3 separate regions of the Mus musculus genome follow, and regions 2 and 3 are each linked to region 1. A link is a loop called in an ENCODE intact Hi-C map of the cell type or tissue named here. Cell type or tissue: left cerebral cortex. All regions are shown on one strand. Each heading gives the region's core, and the rest is flanking DNA. Links, peaks and the distances in the headings are about the cores only.

What was found. Hi-C counts contacts between places; a loop is a spot of excess contacts. Peaks named below come from ENCODE experiments on the same cell type or tissue, not always from the same donor. Only the 100,000 strongest peaks of a DNase experiment are listed, where the experiment ranks them.
Region 2: it touches region 1 in a loop (2.5-fold over the local background); 2 of 42 quality-filtered maps call a loop at or near these places.
Region 3: a loop joins it to region 1, with 2.2 times the contacts of the local background. A loop is called at or near these places in 3 of 42 quality-filtered maps.

What each region holds. Positions count from the first base shown.
Region 1 is chr3:103,054,532-103,062,143 of GRCm38, reverse strand. Csde1 (cold shock domain containing E1, RNA binding) reads right to left here. Exons shown (of 19, transcript NM_001161854.2): 16 at 7,311-7,489; 17 at 6,632-6,795; 18 at 5,667-5,799; 19 at 3,958-5,258. The coding sequence ends at 5,211. It overlaps Nras (neuroblastoma ras oncogene), which reads right to left and starts at 3,859. Exons shown (of 7, transcript NM_010937.2): 1 at 3,704-3,859; 2 at 3,112-3,239; 3 at 1,765-1,943. The coding sequence starts at 3,222. In left cerebral cortex, for the core only: a CTCF peak has its summit at 3,773; a DNase peak (open chromatin) is centred at 3,840; H3K4me3 peaks cover 1,496 bases; H3K27ac peaks cover 707 bases.
Region 2 is chr3:103,750,073-103,757,684 of GRCm38, reverse strand. It overlaps Hipk1 (homeodomain interacting protein kinase 1), which reads left to right. Exons shown (of 16, transcript NM_010432.2): 9 at 3,363-3,484; 10 at 4,171-4,305; 11 at 6,767-6,909; 12 at 7,300-7,482. Among named protein-coding and RNA genes, the nearest start is that of Olfml3, 16 kb to the right of the region's middle. In left cerebral cortex, for the core only: a CTCF peak has its summit at 4,471 (motif pointing left); a DNase peak (open chromatin) is centred at 5,902.
Region 3 is chr3:103,370,801-103,378,412 of GRCm38, reverse strand. No RefSeq gene overlaps it. Among named protein-coding and RNA genes, the nearest start is that of Gm25869, 53 kb to the left of the region's middle. In left cerebral cortex, for the core only: a CTCF peak has its summit at 4,155 (motif pointing right); a DNase peak (open chromatin) is centred at 4,184.

The DNA.
Region 1 (7,612 bases), core at 1,001-6,000:
TGCATGTCCTTGTTAGGCTCCTATATTTTCCAAGGAGCTTGGCTCTGGGTTTAATTGGAAACTACAAAAGGTTCTTTAGATTAAGCTTAAAAGTACAGAAAGTAGAGCTTATGGATTCTAAATAACTTAAGATACGTAACACTAAGAAAATTCTAGCCGGGTGTGGTGGTGCATGCCTTTAATCCCAGCACTCAGGAGGCAGAAGCAGGCAGATTTCTGAGTTTGAGGCTAGCCTGGCCTACAGAGTGAGTTCCAGGACAGCCAGGGCTTTACAGAGAAAACCTGTCTCAAAAAATTAAAAAAACAAAAAAACCAAAAAAAAAAACCTCCCTCAAGGCTGGAGAGATGGCTCAGGGATTAAGAACACTGTCTACTCTTTCAGGTGACCCAGGTTCAATTGCTAGTACCCACACAGGGCCCCAGACATCTATAACTCCAGTTCTAAGGCATCTGGAACCCTCCTCTGGCCTCCTTGAGCACCAGGCCCATGTGTGCATAGACATAGCAAAACAACGCGTACCCAGAAATAAAACTAAATCTTCTTAAAAAAGAATACCTCCCCCATAAAGTTGCCAAGAGTAAACAAATTCATACATATTCAGAACAGTGTCTGACCCATTGTGTATACTTTGTAAGTCTGCCAACACCTCGTGCGCCACTACGCCCGGCTGATGGAGGTATTCTTATAATAAATTCAGAAACACAGAGACACACAGATTTAGTATTTTGTCCTAAAGTTACTTAGCTAATTAATAACAGAGCCATGTTTTAACTTTGACAGTGACTAAAGATAGAATGCTGCTGTAAGAGAGAGAGACCCAGTGTTTTGGGGGTCTACCTCTGCTATATGGATGGGCAGTGGTGGTGCATGCCTTTAATCCCAGAACTGGGGAGGCAGAGGCAGAGGCAGGTGGAGCTCTGTGAGTTCAAGGCTAGCCTGATCAAAGAGTTCCAGGCCACACAAAGAAACCCTGTCTTTAAAACCAGACCAAACTTAAACAAACAAACAGAAAAATCACAACAACTCTGAAAATCTAACACCTCTGAACTCAGAATATTGGCTGGGAGTGTTGGCATATACCTATAAAGTTAGCACTTGGAAGGCTGAGGCCAAGTGCTAAATTCAAGGTAAGTCTGGGATACATAGCAACATCCTGTCTCAAAAATGTAAAATGAGTAAGAATGTTGTACTAAAATCCTTAGGGCCCAAATAGCTCTGAAACTCACCAGTTCTCTGAGAAGTCTTACTGTTACTCTGTAGCAGACCCCATTTCCCGAGTAGTACCGTGACAGTACACCACACACTCAGTGAAAATCAGATTCTTCTCTTTTTCTTTCTTTTGTTTTTTGAGACAGGGTTTCTCTGTGTAGCCCTGTCTGTCCTGGAACTCACTCTGTAAACCAGGCTGGCCTCGAACTTAGAAATCCGCCTGCCTTTGCCTCCTGAGTGCTGGGATTAAAGGTGTGCACCATCACTGCCTAGCAGATTCTTTTTAATATTTGGGGTTTAAAGATGGTCCATGGGCAAAGGCGCCTGCTAACTAAGCCAAGATGCCCAGGCCCTAAGGAGGGAGCTTTTATTAGCTGTCTTCTGCCTCCCATGGCACATATCTGCTGTTGCACTTGTTCTGGCCTCCACAAAACAAAACAAAACAAAACAATATCACCAAAATGTTAAAAAGTTGTATGTTTCCTAAGTCCATATACTTTAGTATAGTTTCAGAGCACATACAAATTTTTTGTTTCAGAAAATATCCCCAGTACCTGTAGAGGTTAATATCTGCAAATGATTTGCTATTATTGATGGCAAATACACAGAGGAACCCTTCGCCTGTCCTCATGTACTGGTCTCTCATGGCACTGTACTCCTCTTGTCCAGCTGTGTCCAGTATGTCCAGCAGGCAGGTCTCACCATCAATCACCACTTGCTTTCGGTAAGAATCCTGGGAATATGAAAGAGTGAGGAGGTGGTGGTGGGGGGGACAAGGACAGGCTCAATCTTTATTTAAAACCAGAGAAATGTAATTAACCAGGATGAATACGCCTACCTATGTGATTTACCCTCAACCCGCTAACAGTAGCATGAATAGCAAACAAACATACACATACATAATCACACGCATGCATGCACACATGACATAAGGGCAGGTGAATTTATATCTGTGAGTTCAAGTCTCAGGCCAGCCAGGGTAGTGCAGTGAGACCCTGTTTCAAAAAAAAACAAAACAAAAACAAAACCAGCCTGAGTTATGAGGTTAAGACAAAAACAAAAAACAAACAAACAATAACAACAACAACAACAAAAACAAAAAACCAAAGAAAACAAAACCACTAATAAAAAATAACAAAACCAGAAACATCTAGTATGGATTTATGGCCAAATTCTTATTTTTATTATATAATAGTCCAAACTTAGAAGACCTTATCTGTGGTTTTGGAAATGTGCTTATATTTTGTTTCATGAATATATTAAAATGTAACCTGTGTAGACATCTGAATTTAACTAACATTCCTGTGTGTTAGAACAGGTTTACACATGAAAAAAATATTTGGTTTTTGTAAACAGGGCCTCAGTAAGTAGTTCAGGCAAGCCTAGAAATTGAAACCTCCTCCCTCAGCCTCTTGAATGCTTACAAATTGGACTTATACATACCTGCACCATTAATCCCAGGGAAGTGATAGAAATTTAACGTCATATAGAAATATGAGACTTGTAAGGATTTAGGTGATTTTCCTCAATATCCGTAACTAAATTGTGAAGAAATTCCTAGATACAATGACTCAAAATCTCAACTTGTTTCTACCCCAACTCAATCTGGACTAGATCAAAAATGACAACTTCAGACTATCCAGAGCTCTGAGTTCTCTATCCTCACTGTATGATCGCCTACAATCTTTTTCCTTGTGACCTACGTTTCTATTAAAGAGCTGTGACATAAAGAAACAATGAAAACTGTGTTCTTTTAAAAGGAAATCCTCAGTAAGCACGAACTTGTTTACTGCTTTTTTGGAATACCTCCTTGCTTTCTCTTCTCTTTACTTTCAAAGAGCCGTTATGGGCAAGAGAAAGCCCAAAGTGAGGATAAGGGCCAGGCAGGGGCTGGGCCTCACCTCTATGGTGGGATCATATTCATCCACAAAGTGGTTCTGGATTAGCTGGATCGTCAAGGCGCTTTTCCCAACACCACCTGCTCCAACCACCACCAGTTTGTACTCAGTCATTTCACACCAGCAAAAACCTGTAGAAAAGCAGCAATTACGATTAAACTGGCAAACCAAACCTACAATACTTCAAGGGCTTCTATGAGTTTACCAAACTCTTCTGTTTCTAAGGCACCCATTCGATACACGTGGCCTTCCACTAAGTTCTCAAAGTGATTCAGAAACATAGCATTCCTTGCAGATGAGTGCGGGCCAGATTATTGGATTAAAGACCAGCGACTATTTTTTCAATCTACTCGGCCCCGCCCTCAGTTTACGGGAAAAGAACCCCCCTCTTCCAATTCCTGCAAACCCAAGCTCTGGGGTCCGCCTGGCACAACCACTTCCCGAAACTCCCCTTTCCGGCTCCGAAAATCACCCCAGAGCCAGCCAGAGTCCCCCACCCAAGCCTTTGTTTCAGCTCGCCAAGTCTCCGCGTCTCCCCGCCCCGCCAGGCGTTCACACGCTGAGAAGTCCGACGCCAGGCAGGCCGGAGCTTTACCTCAAACTCCGCAGACCCCGCCTCGGGAGGCTTTTGGACTTCAACCTGAGAAGCTGTTGGAGACCCCGAAACCGCCATGAACAGCCCCCGCCAGGGAGCGGCACTTCCGGCCCCACCCGCTACGTAATCACTAGGCGCCCAAGGCGCCCCAGTCCCCGCCCCAGCCACGTGGGCCGACGACTAGAGTCTTGCAGCCGGCCGCACCCAGTCCAGCCCCGCCCCGCCCCCATTTCAATAATGAAAGCGCTAGGTGCTAGTGTCTCAAAAATCAGTAAAACTTTATTCGCTTCCATTCTTTCGCCATTAACATAAAACCGGAGAAAGCAAAAATGTTTTGTGTTTACAAAGATAAACGGCCTCTTTACCCAGAGTTCAAAACCTCAAATGACAACGGGGAAGATGAAAGCGCCCTCCCCGACAACCCCTGAGCTGACCCTTGTCATTGTTAGACAAAAAGCCTTCACTCCACTTGCCAGGGACCCTGTTTGGGGCCAATTCAAGATGAAGGCCGAGAAATCAGGCCAATCCGTTCCCGTGATACAAAGTTGAACAGAAGCTACACCAAGGATCAAGTGCCTGTATTGAACAGGGCACTGGAACCACGGGGCTATTTATTAAAAAAAACAGGATTCATTTCAGGCACAACTTTTTTATTATTATTATTTTTTTGTTCATTTTGTTTTTAAATCAGTAAAAGAAACTGGGTCCTAGAAGCTGCAGTGATCTAAGCAGCAGCAATTTTGTGCATTCGTCTTTTGTTTAAATATGTTTAAATTATCACACTGCTGGCACACTTCATTTGCATGAAATTCTGCACCACACATACTAATTGTAGTAAAGTTATTTACCCCCCCCATCCCAGGAAGAAAAAAAAAAAAAAACTACTCGGGAAGATAATTTTCACTGAAATGTAATCAAACTTCGTTAAGTGGATTGTGACAAGATTATAAATGATATGAAAATAACATTTTAACATTTGGCCATCAACTTAAGAATATCGTTTGCTATATAAATTTTTGCAATTTTTAAAGGTAATATATTCTACCTTCATATGGTCCTCAGAATTAAAGCATAATGAACAGGGAAAAAATAGGAAAAGAATGCAGCTGAGTGTTAAGTCATGAAGGTAGAGTATATACTGACTAGAGTGCAGAATTTCATAGGGCCAACAAAGTAACAGTCTGCATTGTTCACTTACACAGGCCAAGTGGAATTTGCAATTACCAGTTGCGTTAAATGCACCAAATAAAGCTCCTAAATTGACACTATAAGGCGCCACCTTTAAGTTTTCCAGGCTGCAACTGTGCATAATTTTAAAATGGTTTCTTAAATTTATTTATTTTTTTCTTTAAACATAACACGAGGAAGGTGTTAAAACTGGTGTAATAGCTCAATAGAATAAGTATTCCAGATTTTGGGAGGGATGAAGAGAAAGATATTCAGAACCCTTCACCAGAATCCCCCCAACTCGACCATAGTGAATTAATGATGTGCTTTGTGGACGTGGTTAGTCAATGACACCAGCTTGACGGATCTTTCTTTCTGCACCAAATCCCTATGAAGAAATATAACAGTTAATGATTTGAGTGTATTGACAATCACAACATACAATTCTAAAATCAACTATGAAAGTATTTATCATATCCACTACCAATTCTCTCCTAAGAGTAAGAAACTTATTAAATAGAATATACCAAGAAATGCACTTCTTGGTGTAATCAGTTATCCTACCATGGGCAAAGCAGAGAGTGGGGAGTTCAAGGCCACTCTAATCTACATATGAGACCCTATCTCAAAACGGAAAGAAGTGCTTCTTATAGAAAGCATCTACTCTATTAGGGTCTGAATTAATGTGTTAGGGAGTCCAAATTAGTGATAAGCAACCCTTGCTTGCTTCACTAACTTCTTTAAGCTCAAGTAAGATTATTAGTTGACCTCCCTCACATCCCTAATGAAATCATACCATTGAGTTATCTGGTCCCCTTGGCTGACGAAGAACCATTAGACGTGGAGCACTGGCATCATCCAGGGTGATGTTCTTTAGGCGATTGACCAACCGGTCAGGTCGAGGAGCTGCAACAGCTTTGGGGCCTTCACTGTAAGAGTGAAAGTGAGAAGAACCAACAATTGCTGGGAAGAAGGCAAGCAGTTGTATGTTCCCTACCCAAATGACTCACTTTTAATGAGGGAGACTCTTCTTGCCTCATCTTAGCTAGCAAGACAAGACAGACAAGTTTATATATACTTCCCAGCTCAGAGTTTCAACAGCATTGGAGCTATAAAGAATCCTAGACTTGTCAACAGAGAGACTAATTCCAGATACACAAAACAAGGTAAAAGATGTTAAAAAAAAAAAATCTTGAAAAAAAGCCAAATATGAAGAAATAGGTCTAGATTCCTATCTCTTAAAGGAACAATGTTGAGATTAAAAACCTAATAGCATAAGTTAGAATGACTAAGGTATAAAACTGAGACCTATCTCAAACATTTCAGCAGCACAAAGTCTAAAAGTGAGTAGACAGAAAGAGCGAGCCAATAAGCTAAACTCTTAAGTACAAGGATCATATAACCGTTTAGTATTTAAGCTACAGCACACACAGTGCTAACGCATCATAGTACCTAAGTGTTTCTCAGGTCAGGGTTATAGGACTCAAAGCCAGACAATAAATACCAGAGATAGAAAAATAGATATGGTGGCACATGGCAGCAAGCTGAAAGTAAGGTAAGTCACGGATATAAAACTGAGACCTATCTCAAACAAAGCAATGACTAGCAGAAAAAGACAAAATTAGATAGAGATAGAAGTGTAAAATAGTTCCTACTAAACCCAGCCAGAGGAGAGTGGCAAAGAAAGCACAGAATGCATGAATGAGTGAGGGATGAACTCAGAGCAGTTATTTCCAACCATAATAAACCATAGAAACTCACCAGACTCGCCAGACATTACAGGCACTGCACTTCCCAGTGCGCTGATTAAGGATCACTGAGAATTCCACCTCATCTCCTGCCTGTAGCTCAACGCCATCCTGAACTTCTTTCACATGGAAAAAGAGCTTCTTGCTATCTCCTACTTCATAGTTAATAAAGCCAAACTGGAAAAAGAGCACACACAAAACAAAATTTACAATGGAGAACACATACCACAGAAAGGAAGAGCAATTCACTTTGAAAGATAATGCTAACCCTAATTAGAAAGGACTTAGAAAACATGGCATTACTAATGATGAGCTAAATTCAGCTGGTGTATGATAGAATTCATCAGGAAAGTCATACCTCTGAAACAACTGCCATTCATTCTATTCTAAGCATGACTAAGACAATCCCCACCAAGTGACATTATTAATAATCACACTTATTTTCTCCTCACTAATGTTGTTACTTTATCCCTTGTCCCAAAGCAATAAAGTCTAAAAAACTGAGACATCCATGAAAGTTTAAATGCCAGTACTCAAGAGGGTGAATTCCAGATCAGCCAAAACAGCATAGAGAAACCATGTCTTAAAAATAAACAAGTAAGCAAGCAAGCAAGCAAGTAAATATTGGCTGATGACTTTCCCTGACCAAGTTCAGGACAGACTGCACATCCAGAGACATAGCACTTAATTACCTGATCTTTCACACACTCCACAGTAGCCCTACGAAGGGGTGTGATGTTGTAGGCCATAGTTTGTGCATTTTGGCCAAGTACACACAACTGGAACTTGACACTCTCCCCTTTCTGTAGGCAATCCCCTTTGTTGGCCATCCCAACTATGCCAAAAGGATACACTTCACCTTTCATATCCCCTGTAAGCAAAACAGTACAAAATCTAAATATACACACTAGAAATACATTTTGTTACCTTATTATTTTCTTTAAACTTAAAAGTTTTACCTTAAAGATTAACATGGAAACAAGCAACAAAACAA
Region 2 (7,612 bases), core at 1,616-6,615, 690 kb before region 1:
ATTTAGACCCTGGATTTAAATATGCATTCTGTGACAGTGCATGAGTGAGTGAGTGAGTGAGTATGTGTGTGTGTGTGTGAGATAAAATCAGAAGGGGGATTGTGGTAGGGGAAGAAGAGATTTGTTTGTTTGTTTTTTGAGGCAAGGTTTCTCTGTGTAGCCCTGACTGTCCTGGAATTCACTCTAGACCTTAAACTTAGAAATCTGCCTGCCTCTGCCTCTGCCTCCCAAGTGCTGGGATTAAAGGCATGCACCACCACTGCCCAGCGGGGGAAGAGATCTTAAGGAAGGTGGAAATGGGCTAATGGAGAACTTGTAATTGGAAAGCAGAGGAGGGACTCTTAGTCCTTACTGCTGTGAGCAGACACCATGACCAAGGCAGTCCTTGTAAGATCAACATTTAATTGTGGAATATCATCAAGGTGTAAACATGGCAGTGTCCAGGCAGGCATGACACAGGCAGAGCTGAGAGTTATATATCTTATCTGCTGTCCTCTAAGAGAAGACTGAATTCCAGGCAGCTAGGAAGTGGGTCTGATAGCCCACACCCACAGTGACACACCTACACCTACAGGGTCACACCTTCAAATAGTGCCACTCCCTGGGCTGAGCATATACAATCCATCACAGGGACTAACTGGGAGAGGGAAGAGAACTGCCTGCCGGGAGTCCGGAGGAGCAGGACACTAGGAAAGGGAATGAATGAGACCAAGTGTCATGGCATGACTGAGGGTGCTATGATGAAACCCACTGCTCTGTAGACAAACTTGAAACCCTTAATTTTGAAAAAAGAGAAAGAGAAGCTTGGTGTCAATGTGGGAATAAACCAGGATCCAGGCTTCTCAGAGCATTTTATATAGAAGCAGGTAGCCTTTTTATCTTTTTACTTAAGTTACTTATTGATTGTGACTTTTGTTTGTTTGGTTTCTGACAGAGTCGGAGCAAGCGGAAGGAAATGAGGGTCTGGGGGAAACTGAGAGCTCCCCGGGAGGCCAGGAGAGCGGTAGCGGTGTAAGCCAGGGAGAGACCACAGGGGGAGCGCAGGAGCAGATTCACAATCCGTAAATGCAAATTTAGCCTAATTTACCAAATTATTTTCTATATATACCTCATAGGAGTAGATTCTATATTTTGGGTTGTCACAAACTGATCATCTATAGACTGTAGCAAATTAGCTATCCCTCTTCTCACCCTTTCTAAAGTAAGTTCTGTGGGAACAATTTTCAAATGTAAGAGTCCGAGATTCTCTGCCGATTCTCAGATGATACTGAGATAAAATAATAAAAGAACTTTTGAGTTCTTTACAGAACAAAATGTAAACTGAGACAGTACGGGAAATGTGGGAGAACTCACTTTGGTATAATTTGATAAATGTAAGCTTGGGAGTTGAGGGGGGGGGCGTGGATCTTCCAGTTTAAGAAGTCTAGATAACCTGAGCGCCTATAGAACAGATTTAAAGTGTTTGGATGAGAAGGGGTTTATAATAAAGTGGTAATGATGATACCTGAAGTCCATTATCATATGTGCCAGACAGTCCTTTACAGGTATCAGTTTATCCTTATGTATGGCTCTAGGAGGTGGGTCATGTCAACCCATTTTATAAATGACAAAACCTGCTTATGCCAAAAGGCCAAAAGTAATATAGTAATTTATGGTTGAACCATTAGAACCTAGGCAATGGGGTTATCGTCACGTATGTATTGAAATACTCCATACTGCCTTTTAGGATTAGTTGTATAAAGTTGCTGGTTACCCACCAACCTCAGCCATGAGCTGATTTTGTCCAACAGTCCGTGACTTCAGAGTATTCGCTCTTCTATATTCTTTTACAAAATGGCTTCACTTAAGAGTATCAGGCAGTGTTTACCTTCTTTTCACATTTCTGTAGTTCTCTATATTTAAAGTACTAAATTCAGAAAAATAAAACAAAAATAACTCCTGTTCTCTTAGGTCAGGATTCCAGGACAAATGAATGCCCTTTGGTAGTCTTGTTTTTATTTGTGGTAGAAAGAAGCAGCTAGTTGTAACTTAGCCACACTGCTGAGCAAATGCAGCAGTCTGGCATTCATAGGTCATTTCTGCAAATTCCTTTCCACACTTCTCCAGCTGAGCAGTGTGGTATCCATGTGCTCGGTTGTAGCTAGTCTGTAATCCTGTCCCCGTTTATTTTACCACTCTGGGAGCCATAGATAAGCTACTACAGTGAGCATTCCTCCTCCCAGTGTCTGCTTCATAAGTGCCTATAAGTTTTGGGAAGCTAATATACAATACCGTCCCAGAGTCAGTCATTGTCCAAAGACTGTAGACAAGAGTTTTGAATGGGTTAGCTTTCCTATTGGATAATAGTGCCACAGGCTGCATGGCTGACAACTTTTACATTTTAGTATCTTCAAATTTAATATCTTTAAATTTTAATTATCTCCAAAAGTTTTAAATCAGATTTTACTATTCCGTTTTTGAACTTGTCTAGAATACATTTTTTTTTTTAATCATAAAGTACTAACAGAAAATTGAAGGACTGACTGGAAATAGCAGTATTACGCTCATGTGGCACTCTATAGGAATGCTCAGAGTAGGCCAGGAAGAGTGGCACACACCTGTAGTCTCAGCATTTGGAAGACCAAAACAGGAAGATCGCAGAGTCGTACCAGTTGGGGCTCTGCTAGAGTGAGGGAAGAGACAGAACGGGAGTAGGATTGCCCATAGCTTAGGAGTCTTCTAATTAACATGCCGTGTCTTCACTTAGCAGAATTGCAGGCATTAGCAGACAGGAGGGAGGCTGGACAGAAATGTGAAGTCTGGTGAGAGGGCTGGCAGGAGGGTAGGAACATAGAAATCTTCCTGGGCTCTATAGACTTGACCAGATGAACTGTGTGGGGCCCTTTCCCCCAGAGCAAGACAATGCCATTTACAGGAAGTGTTGTTTATGCTAGAAGCACAATCAGGTGAGATAAGTAAGACAGCGCTGGTATTCGAGTGATGCTCAGTTCTCTGTTCTTGATAGATTTCACTGTGAAAGCTCGCTCTTCCTCACCCATTCCCCTAGTGAACTGCAAGGTAAATGTGACTTAAGAGTGGAGGTTGTCTGGCTTTTGCTTGTACTGATAATGGGGATGAAATAAGTATTTTAACAGTAAGAGTTTATATTCCCTTAAGCCAGCCTTCCCTGCATTAAATGCCTTCCACTAATTTAACTTGAAGGGAATAGCCTCCTTTTCTTAACTGTGGTATCTTTTGTGAGTGGAAAGGCTTTGTCTTAACTGTCTAGAATTAAACCTGAGCAGTGAAGAAAACACACAGTAATGACCCAGCATCTGTTCAGACCCAGCAGAGACGTTTCACTGTCATGTTTTCTTCACCAGCTGGACTACAAGCAACAACAAAGCATTCTGGATTCCCTGTGAGGATGGATAATGCTGTGCCAATTGTACCCCAGGCGCCTGCTGCTCAGCCGCTGCAGATCCAGTCAGGAGTACTCACACAGGTAAAAGCCGGAGCAGCACTATTGAGAAACAAATATTTTGTCCTGAAAAAAAAAAAAAAAGTGGTATTTGCTTTGACTATAAGATCTTTCTTGCTCATGATTCAGACGTCTTAAAATGAAATATCTCTAAGAAAGCAGAATATTTATTCCTGTCCTTTACAACTCTCCCATTGTCTCTTTAGACTTGTAGAGATGGCGCTCTGTACATTGAGAAATGTCATGAGAGTACAGAGTTTTCCAGATGATCGAGAAACTGAGGTCATAGACAAAATCATGAAGGATGTGTATAGTATACAACATTACACTTTGAATTCCATGTGTAAATGTTTGTGCTCCACAACAAACCAGAAATTCTGAAATCCAAAAACTTATTTTGTGAGTAGAAGGAAGATTTCTTCATAAGTGAAATGCCTGTGTTCTATAGGATGTTCTGAATCTGGTTCAAGACCTAGACCTATAGCTTATACCTAAGATTCCTATATCTCTTTTTACCTGATATCATTGACTTTTGGCGTAGTGGGCTAAAGCCACTCACGGCTGAAAAGGAAAGGTTGTGTTTGGCATGTGCGTTTAGGTGGTAGGAAATTAGCTCATTGTCAGTTATAACTTGGGGGGATGCAAACCCGTCTGAACCCAGATAACCTGCCTCGGTGTTCATTCACTCACCTGCCTGATCTACATTTCAGGGAAGCTGTACACCACTAATGGTAGCAACTCTCCACCCTCAAGTAGCCACCATCACGCCGCAGTATGCGGTGCCCTTTACCCTGAGCTGCGCAGCAGGCCGGCCGGCGCTGGTTGAACAGACTGCTGCTGTACTGGTAATTCCCTCACTTGATTGTGTTACTAACGGAGTTTCTTTGGTTTCTTTCTTTTTTTATTTTTTCCTGTTTGTTTTTGTTCTGTTCTTCTGGTTTTCTCATTCAAAAAACAAAACCAAAAAACCTAGCTTAGTCTTTGCAGAGGGCATGGAAGCATGTGCCATCTTGTGGCTGTGTCCTTGCTACATCTTTAATGTCTCATTGTTTCCTCCCCAACATTTGCTGAAGCACTGTTTGACTCTGAGGATCTGTGAGGTTCTTCTTTGCAAGCCTGGTGTGGTTAAAGCTCTCTGTGTAGCCGCAGGCAAGCTTCAGCACTCCACCTGTTTTCTACCCTCTCTTACCCTGGTCTTATGAGATGGGAGCAAATGAACAGCCTTCCATGTGGCCCTGCCACAGGAATCCAGATGCCAAAACTTGAACTCCCTGTCAAGCTAGCTGCTCCTTTTTGTTATTGTAATCTCCTAATACTTTCGTGTGTATGGAAATGTTTAAAATGGCCTTAACGTATGGCTTTCTCATCCCGTGAACTTCCTTCTGTGACTGTCTGAAGATAGTGCTTTTGCCATTCATGATCAGTGGCACCTTTCATCTTCCATGTAAGGGTGTTCCCATTAAATACACTTAGAGCATTCTGCTCATCAGAAATTAAAAGTGGACCTATTTGTAGGGATTGTTCTGACAAATTATGTTACAAATAAATTGCAGTACAAAGATGGAAATATGGCTGACAAACTTGCAAGCACAGTATCTTTGTTTAGAAGTCCCAAGGAGAGAGTCAGCTCAGATAGCTGAGTGGTGGGTGTGTCCAGCTCAGAGATGGAAACAAGACAGCTGGCTTTGCAGTGTATTCTAGGATTTGTAACCTCCAGAGTGATTTAGGCTGTGTTTTGTTTTGGTTTATTTTGGTGAATTAGAATTATCTCAAATCCAGCATTTCATTATTTGACATTTAAAATTAGGTAAGCCCCTGCAAACCTAAATGATACTTTTGAATCTCCTGGTATTTATCTTTCGCAGTGGATTTAAATTTCTGTTACCTCTCAAGTGTTCATGAATGGAAACGCTTTCTGAAACATACTTGCATGGAGCTTGTTTGGTTTGCAGTTGTGTCACCTGTGGGTTGTTTCTCATAAGCATCAAACCTGAGTGCCAGGGAGTCAGACACAATTCCAGCCCACCTTTTAATTTGCTCACTTATAATAGTTTTGAGATTGGAAATGTCAGTTGACCTTTCACCTTTGCTGCTCTTCTTAAGTTTGCTCTAGCCATTTGTTAAGCTTTGCATATTTTTGTTCTTCCTCTGTCAAAACAGTTCGTCGCTTGGAACGCCAGATTTCTGCCTCCCATTGGAATGTTATTTCTTGCTCTGTATTAAACTACACGCTTTGTCTTGCGCAGGTGTTGGCTTATGGAAAGACGCATGGTGTGACTTAACATCTCTTATTTTCTGTTCTGTTCTGTTTTGTTTTAAATTCTGCCTATGGTAGCAGACGTGTTTGCAGTTTCTCTGCTCAGAAGGCTTCTTGTTTGGAACCAGTATTTGTAACAAGTGGATCTGTTACTTGCAGAAATATTTTTGAAACTGTTTTGATGGGCTTGCAATTTGAAATTCATGAAACAGAGCCATATGGTACCCTAGTAGGTGAATTGCACCACGGAACTCAGATTTAAAAAGGAAACTTGCTGTTATATGTGTTTTCAGAAAGTGCCAGTTTCTATATGAAGTACAGAAAATGAATTTTTTACTCAGTCTATCCTAAGCACCATCATTGTCTCTTAAAAACTAGAAGTACTCTATTTTCCTATAGTGATTAGTTTGGTGTTAAAATTCTACTAATGATACATAAAACATATGTTTTGAGCAACCTTTAAAAACAATGTGGTGCTTTAAAAATTATTTAGAAAAATTTTTGTTCATTGACTTAATTTTTAATTCTATCATATAGCTAAAAGTAATGTTTTTAGCTGTCTTTTGCTGATATCAGCTTATTTACCAAAGCATTTAGTATTTGGTCATCCATGTCTGCTATATTTTATTGGTTGAATTGATCTGTTGTCTTACCTGATTGGCATTCAAATTTTAGAATTTCTGTTTTCTAAGCCAGTCTTCATTGGCTTTTGTGAAAAGAATATTATTTCACTAGGGTTTCCTTGAGCCTCCAGGTTCCTTTTCTTGACAGCACAGAGACCCATACCTGCAGGGACCTTTGTTTCTTAGTACCCTGCTTGCGGGTCAGGTTCTGCTGGTCGCCAAAGCATGCCAGCAGCCCCTTTCCCTTTCACTGCTCTGGCAGCCACCAGTAAGCCCTCTGCATTGCCTCTCTCTCTTTTTTAATCTCTGCAAGTTAACAATCTACAAACATTTTTTTTTTAAGATACAACTTTTTCTTTCATCTGAAAAACAAAATAAAAAGCTACGAATGAGTCAAGTCTGGATCTTTTATGTGTTTCCTTGCAGCAAGCCTGGCCTGGAGGAACCCAACAAATTCTCCTGCCTTCAGCCTGGCAGCAGCTGCCCGGGGTAGCTCTGCACAACTCTGTCCAGCCTGCTGCAGTGATTCCAGAGGCCATGGGGAGCAGCCAACAGCTAGCTGACTGGAGGCAAGCACAAGCTACCCGCCCTCTCCCTCTGCACATGAGTGGTGGGAGCCTAGAAAGGAGGAGTACTTGGTATGAAGAGGCTAGGAAGAAAGGAAATTTATTATGTTTGAAGGCCTTTGAGAAAATGAATCATCATTCTAGAAAAAGAGTCATAAGAAAAATAGCAGATATTTTTGAAATATAAGGTTCTGTGATCAGGAATCATGAACTTCATATGTAAACAGGCCTTACCTGATTGGAAAGGACACAGTGAGATCTTAAAGCCTTACAATCCCAGCGCCTGACTGTAAAAAGTAAAACATAGCGGTGGTTAAATGGCTTTAATACCCATTTGGTCCAGCATGTTAGTGGTTCAGGGAGTCACTCTTCTGTTTCTTTATGTTGGTACAGGAATGCCCACTCTCATGGCAACCAGTACAGCACTATTATGCAGCAGCCATCTTTGCTGACCAACCATGTGACCTTGGCCACTGCTCAGCCTCTGAATGTTGGTGTTGCCCATGTTGTCAGACAACAACAGTCTAGTTCCCTCCCTTCAAAGAAGAATAAGCAGTCTGCTCCAGTTTCATCCAAGTAAGTCTATGTTAGGTCCTGCGCTTAACATGGAGAGTTACGTGGTCTGGCATTGGTTGTCATAGTATAGGTATTTTAGTATGAAGTAGCAAGTACCTGCCAAGTTGAGCATGAGCTGATCTTTTCATTT
Region 3 (7,612 bases), core at 1,616-6,615, 320 kb before region 1:
CTGATCTTGAGATGTTGCAAGAAACTGTTAAATTTGCTTCCTGGTTCTCTGAACACAGTGAGGTGTAACCTAACTTGTGAGAACAGAGTACAACACATTCCTGTGATAGGTCATAGACTCTCAGCCAATCAAAAGCAGCCAACTGTTCAAACCTTGTTCAAAAAAGGAACTCTCCAGCTGTTACTAATCTAGCTGTCTCAGGGTCCTGGATTTCACATTTGCAACTCACTTCCTGTTCTCTGGCTATAAATATAACCTGCCATTCTGGGGCTGGCCTAGCCTGTGTGTGATGGTTTGTATATGCATGGCCCAGGGAATGGCACTATTAGGTGTGATCCTGTTGGAGTAGGTGTGTCACTGTGGGTGTGGAAGCCAGTATTCTGCTAGCAGCCTTCAGATGAAGATGTAGAACTCTCAGCTCTGTCTGCACCATGCCTGCTTGGATGCTGCCATGCTCCTGCCTTGATGATAATGGACTGAACCCAATTAAATGTTGTCCTTTATGAGACTTGCATTGGAAAAAAAAAAAAAAAAGCCAGACGTGGTGGTGCACGCCTTTAATCCTAGCACTGGGGAGGCAGAGGCAGGTGAATTTCTGAGTTCGAGGCCAGCTTGGTCTACAAAGTGAGTTCCAGGACAGCCAGGGCTATACAGAGAAACCCTGTCTCGAAAAAAAAAAAAAAGAGAGAGTTGCCTTGGTGATTGTGTCTGTTTACAGCAGTAAACACCAACTAAGACACTGTAAGACCCTGGAGAGAGGTTTGGGGAGGAGACAGTTTGCCCATCAGAGTGAGGCTCTTTGCTCTAGGCAGCTGCTCAGTTCTAGAATCACAAATAAAGTCAGTAAAGATGTGCAACAGAGCCGGGCATGGTGGCGCATGCCTTTAATCCCAGCACTCGGGAGGCAGAGGCAGGTGGATTTCTGAGTTCGAGGCCAGCCTAGTCTTCAAAGTGAGCTCCAGGACAGCCAGGGCTACACAGAGAAACCCTGTCTCGAAAAACCAAACAAACAAACAAACAAAAAAAAGATGTGCAACAGTGGGTAATCGGGTGCTGCTCCCTGGGGAAGGACTTGCCTAGTTTATATAAGGCCTTTTGGGAGAGCCTCAGTAACAAAAAAAAAAAAAAATGTTTTGTTTTTTGTTTTTTCCCAGATCTAAGTCTGTCAAGATGTGATTTGTCACCAAGCAGAGGCTCACAGTCTAACTCAGGACTCAAACACCCCAAGCCCTGGAACCAGACCCAGGAACAGTGGCTCTCCTTCCGAACCAGCCAAGCCTCTAGCTCACTCCTAAGCAAAGGGCTTGTCATGAAGTTATCTCTGCTCTGTTCTGCAAACTCAGAATTCTCTTATCATCCTCTGCCCTGTCCGACAGCCTCAGCCCCTCCAGTTTGTTTCCTTTACATTGCAGCTTCCTGAGACCCCTCAGACACCTCCCAGTCTTGTCCTGCAGCCACGTGACCCTTTAGTTACAGTCCCATGAGACTTGATTTTTTTTTCCCCCTCATACTTTAAAACTAAATGGCTGTCTTAAGTCAACAGCAGAGTCAAACAGGGTGCCCCAACTAAGCCAGGTTTGTTTGGGCATGAGGGAAAGGTGCCACCCTAGTAGCAGGCTGAACAAGTCATGGGGAGCAAGCCAGTAAGCTGCACTCCCCCATGGCCTCTGCTTCAGCTCCTGCCTCCAGGTTCCTACCTTGAGTTTCTTCCCTGGCTTCCCTGGATGATGGACAGCAGCTGGAAGATGAAGTGAGTGCCTTCATTCCTTAGTTGTCTTTGGTCACTGTTTTATCACAGCAAATAGTAACCCAATCAAGACACATGAATTAGCGCCTCTGGGCAACAAGGGAAAGTTTCAGTCTTATTGATAAAATTAATTTCTCCCAGGGCTGGAGCGTTTAAGAGCTTGCTTTCTCTGTTATGAAGATTGAAGTCATAGTTCAGTTCCCACACCCATCAGGTGGCTCACAAATACCCGTTATTCAAGCTCCAAGGGATCTGACATTCTGTCCTGGCCTCCATGGGTGCTGGCGCACACATGTACATAACACTCACACGCACACATAAAAAAAAAAATTAGGTAAGCCAGGCAGTGGTGATGGCTGCCTTTAATCCCAGCTCTTAGGAGGCAGAGGCAGACAGATCTCTGTGAGTGTGAGGTCAGCCTGGTCTACCAATCGAGTTTCAGGACATCCAGGGCTACATGGAGAAACCTTATCTCGAAAAACAAAACACAACAACAATTCAATAAAAATAATTAGCGGATCCTCCTTCCTTCTGGTTTTTGAAGGGGCTCCAGAGCTCTAGCAGAGGTCTCAATGCTGGTAAAAGGAGAGACTCTTGCTAGTGTTATGCTCCGATTCCGAGGGAAACGGGGGGGGGGGGGGTGTCAGGAGTGCAGAGTCAACTGCAAGTGGGCATGAAAGTCTTTTTCTTGAAAATGAGAAAATGAGTCAGACTCGGATCGCAAACCTTCCCACAGAGTAAGATGGAGTGTGACACACACACACACAATCTCGGGTGTCTTAACCCTTACATACATCGTAGTCAGAAATCCCTTGAATGGTTAGGGTGAAGAGGAGGGAAGGCAGGTGAGATAAATCATAACTCAGACTCGATACCATTGGTAAGGCAGAACCTCGAGGCTGAGGGGGGATTAAAGATTGTCTTTTGTGGGGCTATCAGGGACTAGTTTTATGGCCGGCCATAACTGTGTGTGACCTCTGATTACCTCTCCTTTTGTCAAGGATAGGCACCAGCTGCAGCTGGTTATCAGTGCTGGCCTTGGTGCCACAGAAGCTGAGGAGTTTTTGTCATTTGTCTTACTCCGGCTGGCACCTGCGGCTCCTTGAGTCTTCTCGGAGCAGCCGGGAAGGTGGGAAGACCCCCCCCCCCGAATTTGCTGCAAGGCCGGGGGAGGGGGGTGGCAGGAGGGAAAGCAGAGCTTCAGAGGGAAAATGCGGAGGCAAGCCACAGAAGCAAGCCTCATCGAGCTGTGGGTAAGGGGGGGAGGGGACCTAAAGGGGAAGAGGGACTTCCACAGGAAGGTACAGAAACAAACCACCTGTGCATCTCACTAGAATGTTCCACCAGAGTGCCTCCATCATCACGCCCACCAAAGCACTCCTTGCTGTGCAGCCTCCTGGCCATCAACGTCACTGGCCCTAGGTTTTGAACCAGGATGTCCGCCCAGCAAAGCTTCAGTGGGTACAAAATAAATCTGTTCAAAGCCTTGCTGTGGGGCGACTTCACATAGCACGCAAGAGCACACACACAAACATGCACATACACACACTACACACATACACACACCACATACTGTACATGATGTACACAGATACCACACACACAATGCATTCAAGCACACAGATACATACTACACACACTCTCACACACACACATACATACATACACACACACATACACACTCTCGTTCTCCAAATACACTACCCTGTGAATTAGAATTCCTGTCTGTAAAGGAATTCCTTACACAATGGAACGCTACTCAGTTATTTAAAAAAACAAAAAAAAACAACAAAAAACAAGGACATCTTCTGGGGAACGCCAGGGCCAAAAAGGGGGAGTGGGTGGGTATGGGGGACTTTTGGTATAGCATTGGAAATGTAAATGAGCTAAATACCTAATAAAAATGGAAAAAAATAAACAAGGACATCATGAAATTTGCAGACAAATGGATGGAACTAGAAAATATCATCCTGAGTGAGGTAAGCCAGGCCCCAAAGGACATGCATGGTATGTACTCACTTATAAGTGGGATATTCGTCATAAAGTACAGAATAACCATGCTATATCCCAAAGAACCCAAATAACAAGGAGGGCACAAGGGTAGCTGGTTAAATCTTTCTCAGAAGGCAAAATAAAAGAGATATCAGTGGTAGGTGGAGGGACCTGAGTAGGAGAGGGGTCTGTTTAAGGGCCATGGCTGCTCCAGTCTTCCTCCACTCATCTGAAACAGAAGGTGACCAGTGGAACAGCCGTCCAATGTCAACTGCTCACCAAGGGACTCATCATCACAGCCTCCTGTAACAGCTCCCTCACCCTGTCTTACATTTTTCATCGTATATGTATGAATAGTTTGCCTACATTATGAAAGTGCACTGGGTATGTGCCTGGTACCTACAGAATCCAGTAGAGGGCGCCAGATCCCCCCCGAAATGGAGCTGCCATATAGATGCTGGGAACTGAACCTCCCTCCGTTTCTGCAAGAGCATCAAGCTCTCTTAACCACTGAGCCATCTCTCCAGGCAACAGCTGGTTCTTACCCAGAATTCCCGTGGGCTCAGACTCCTAAACCAACCCCTTGCATGTCATATTGTGTCAAGGAGAACGCTACTGTTGTCCCCATTTCTCAGACAAGCGCATTCAGACGCCAGGTGGTTGTTACAGAACAGATGCTCATTTCTCTATTAAAGGAAGATCTAGCCTAAAAGCAGGCAAATGGATGTACGGATCTTCTAACAAGCAAGAGGGAACCCTTGCCCATACCATGAGGGAGCACAAAAAGCAGATGCAACCTCCATGGCTGCAAGGAGGCAGCAATGGCATTGTAGGGGCTACACGATGTGTTGGAGTGGATTAGCCTGGGGTGCACACATGGGAAGCCCACACCAGGCTGGCCCAGCTTTTGGGGTAGCTACTTCTTCCCTCAGTGTAGGAAGGTTTGGAGGAACAAATGTCACAGAAGGTTGTGTGCAGCCACACAAGGCATGATGGTAGCGCAGCACATTGAGCAGCTACAGCAGTAGTAGCCAATGGCCTCTAACCCCGGTCAGGAGAGCTGGAGTGTATGAGTCTGGCTCAACACCACTTTGGAGTATCACTCCAATCCCAGGACATGTCATTAAGTTGCTATGGTGGTGGGGATGGAACCTTGTGCGTGCTAGACAAGCACTCTGCTAACCAAGCTGAATTCCTAGCTGCTTCCCTTAAATCCATCCCTGCCCTTTTAAAGGCAGGGTCTCAGTTGGCACGGAGGCGAGGCAGGTGGATCCCTGTGAGTTTGAGGCCAACCTGATCTATATATCAAGTTTTAAGACAGCCAGGGCTACACAGAGAAACCCTGCCTCAAAGGGAGGGAGAGAGAGAGAGAGAGAGAGAGAGAGAGAGAGAGAGAGAGAGAGAGAGAGGAGAGAAGAAGAAGAAGAAGAAGAAGAAGAAGAAGAAGAAGAAGAAGAAGAAGAAGAAGAAGAAGAAGAAGAAGAAGAAGAAGAAGAGGAGGAGGAGGAGGAGGAGGAGGAGGAGGAGGAGGAGGAGGAGGAGGAGGAGGAGGAGGAGGAGGAGGAGGAGGAGGAGGGAAGAGAGGAGAGGAGAGGAGAGGAGAGGAGAGAGAAGAGAAGAGAAGAGAAGAGAAGAGAAGAGAAGAGAAGAGAAGAGAAGAAAAGAGAAGAAAAGAGAAGAAAAGAAAAAAGAAAAGAAGACGGTGTGTCATGTACCTGGCTTGCTTTGAACTCCCCGGGTAGCTAAGAATGGCCTTGAACTTCCAATCCTCCTACCTTACAGTGCTTGATCCTGGGTGTGTACCACCTACCTACAAAGGTACTACTACAGAGCCTGCTACACAATCTCTACATCAGATGCCCACTGTCATGCCATGTATTACTGAGAAAAGGCAAATGTGTGACCAATTAAGCTGTCATAAGCCAGTAGCTATTAAGAAATACCTGGGCCACAGGTGGTGGTGCCAACCTTTAATCCCAGCACTGAGGAGGCAGAGGCTGTGGGACTGAGGCTGTAGTGACTCATTTTTAAGCCCAAAAGACCACCAAGGAGCCAGCATGGATGCAATCACATTAGGATCTCTTTATTACAAACTCGTGTTTGGACTTACTCACTACCGTCCTGTGGGTCGACCCACAGGACGGTTTGGTGAAGCGGCCCTGAACTCTCAACGGGACAAGGTTTTATAGAAAATGGAGGCAAGTGAGGGGGTGTCCAACCTGGAAAGCATCTAACTGAATGACTATTGTAAAGGGACAGGTGGGTGATCTGAAGCAGGACTGTATGCAATCGGCCTGAAAGTACATCTGAAACAATCAGACTAATTGTTGGTTAACTGTTGCTAGGAAGTAGCTAGGGAGTCACTCTGGCCAAGGACAAGCTATGGGCCTCCCTGGTGCTTGAGTGCAGCTTGGGTTCAGCTATGGGTCAAGTTCTCAGGTTTTATATCTTCTTTTTCTTTTAAGATGGAGGCTGGTTCAAGATGGAGTAGATTTTGCCTCTCAAGACCAGTGTGGGATACACAGTGAATGATGCGAAGAACTAGAGTGAGACACTGTCTCTAAAAGCAAACAGAAAAGAGGTAGCCCCTACTGAAAAATGTTACATCGAATAGCAATGTATCATGGTGATGAGGTTACTGCACATAACACCAGGAGAAGTCTCCAAGAGCGTACACTGTGATGTGTAACCCAGAACAAAGCAATATCCCTTTTTGTCTGCAGTGCTGAGGACGAAACATACTTCCGAATGTCAGTGAAGGGCTCAACTCTAGCTCTCAGCCACCTCCTCAGGCCCTCCATAAACCACACACTGACTGAACCATATTCACAGGTGAGACCCAGGCAAATGTCCTACTACACCTGTACATACACCTCAAGTCCTAAGCAATGTCTCTTGACAGTGACATCCATAAATGTGAAATACTATACAGCATTAAAAAGGAAAGACAATAGGTATGCTGAGTCTCTCTCTCTCTCTCTCTCTCTCTCTCTCCCTCTCTCTCTCTCTCTCTCTCCCTCTCTCTCTCTCTTTCTCTCTGGTTTTTTGAGACAGGGTTTCTCAGTATAGCCCTGGCTGTCCTGGAACTCACTTTGTAGACTAGGCTGGCCTCGAACTCAGAAATCCGCCTGCCTCTGCCTCCCCAGTGCTGGGATTAAAGGCGTGTGCTACCACGCCTGGCGAGCCCCACTCTCAAATATCATGCTGTATAAGGGCAGTTTACACAACATAGTGATATCTTGCAGGGTTTGTTTATGTAAATTCAAAGCCTGGGCCCTGCTAGATGCCTGTATTTTAGTTGCTCTTAATTCCATGCAAATATGTTTTGTGCATTTTTTTACATGTGCAATAAATCTCAACATTTTCCTAAGCCCTGTGATCTCTGGGCCTTGACAATCCCAAAAGACAGTTTAATAAGAACTGGGGATCTGGGTGTGGTGGCATACACCTTTAGCCCCTGCACTCAGAATGAAAGCAGCCTGGGTCACAGGCTACATCTCTCCCAACCCCCCAAACAAAGAGTAAAAGCAAGGGATAGCCAGGATGGCGGAGCCTATGATCCCAGCACACGAGGTAAAGGCAGAAAGGTAGAGAGTTCAAGGTTGTTCTTGGCTCCAAGGAGTTTCAAGTTAGCCTGGCTTAGGCTGTGGCTGTAGCTCAGGACAGAAGAGTAGAACTATCTCAAACTGTCTCCTGACGAGCACAACAGACATCTGCCAAGGACTGTGCCTAGGATTCTACACGTGGTAATCTCCTCCTTCCAGCCTGCAGGATTATCACCTCCACCTCACAGCAGGGAGAACAGGCTGGGGCTGGAGAGATGACTCGGTGGTGAAGAGCACTGGCTGCTCCTCTAGACGACCACGGTTCAAT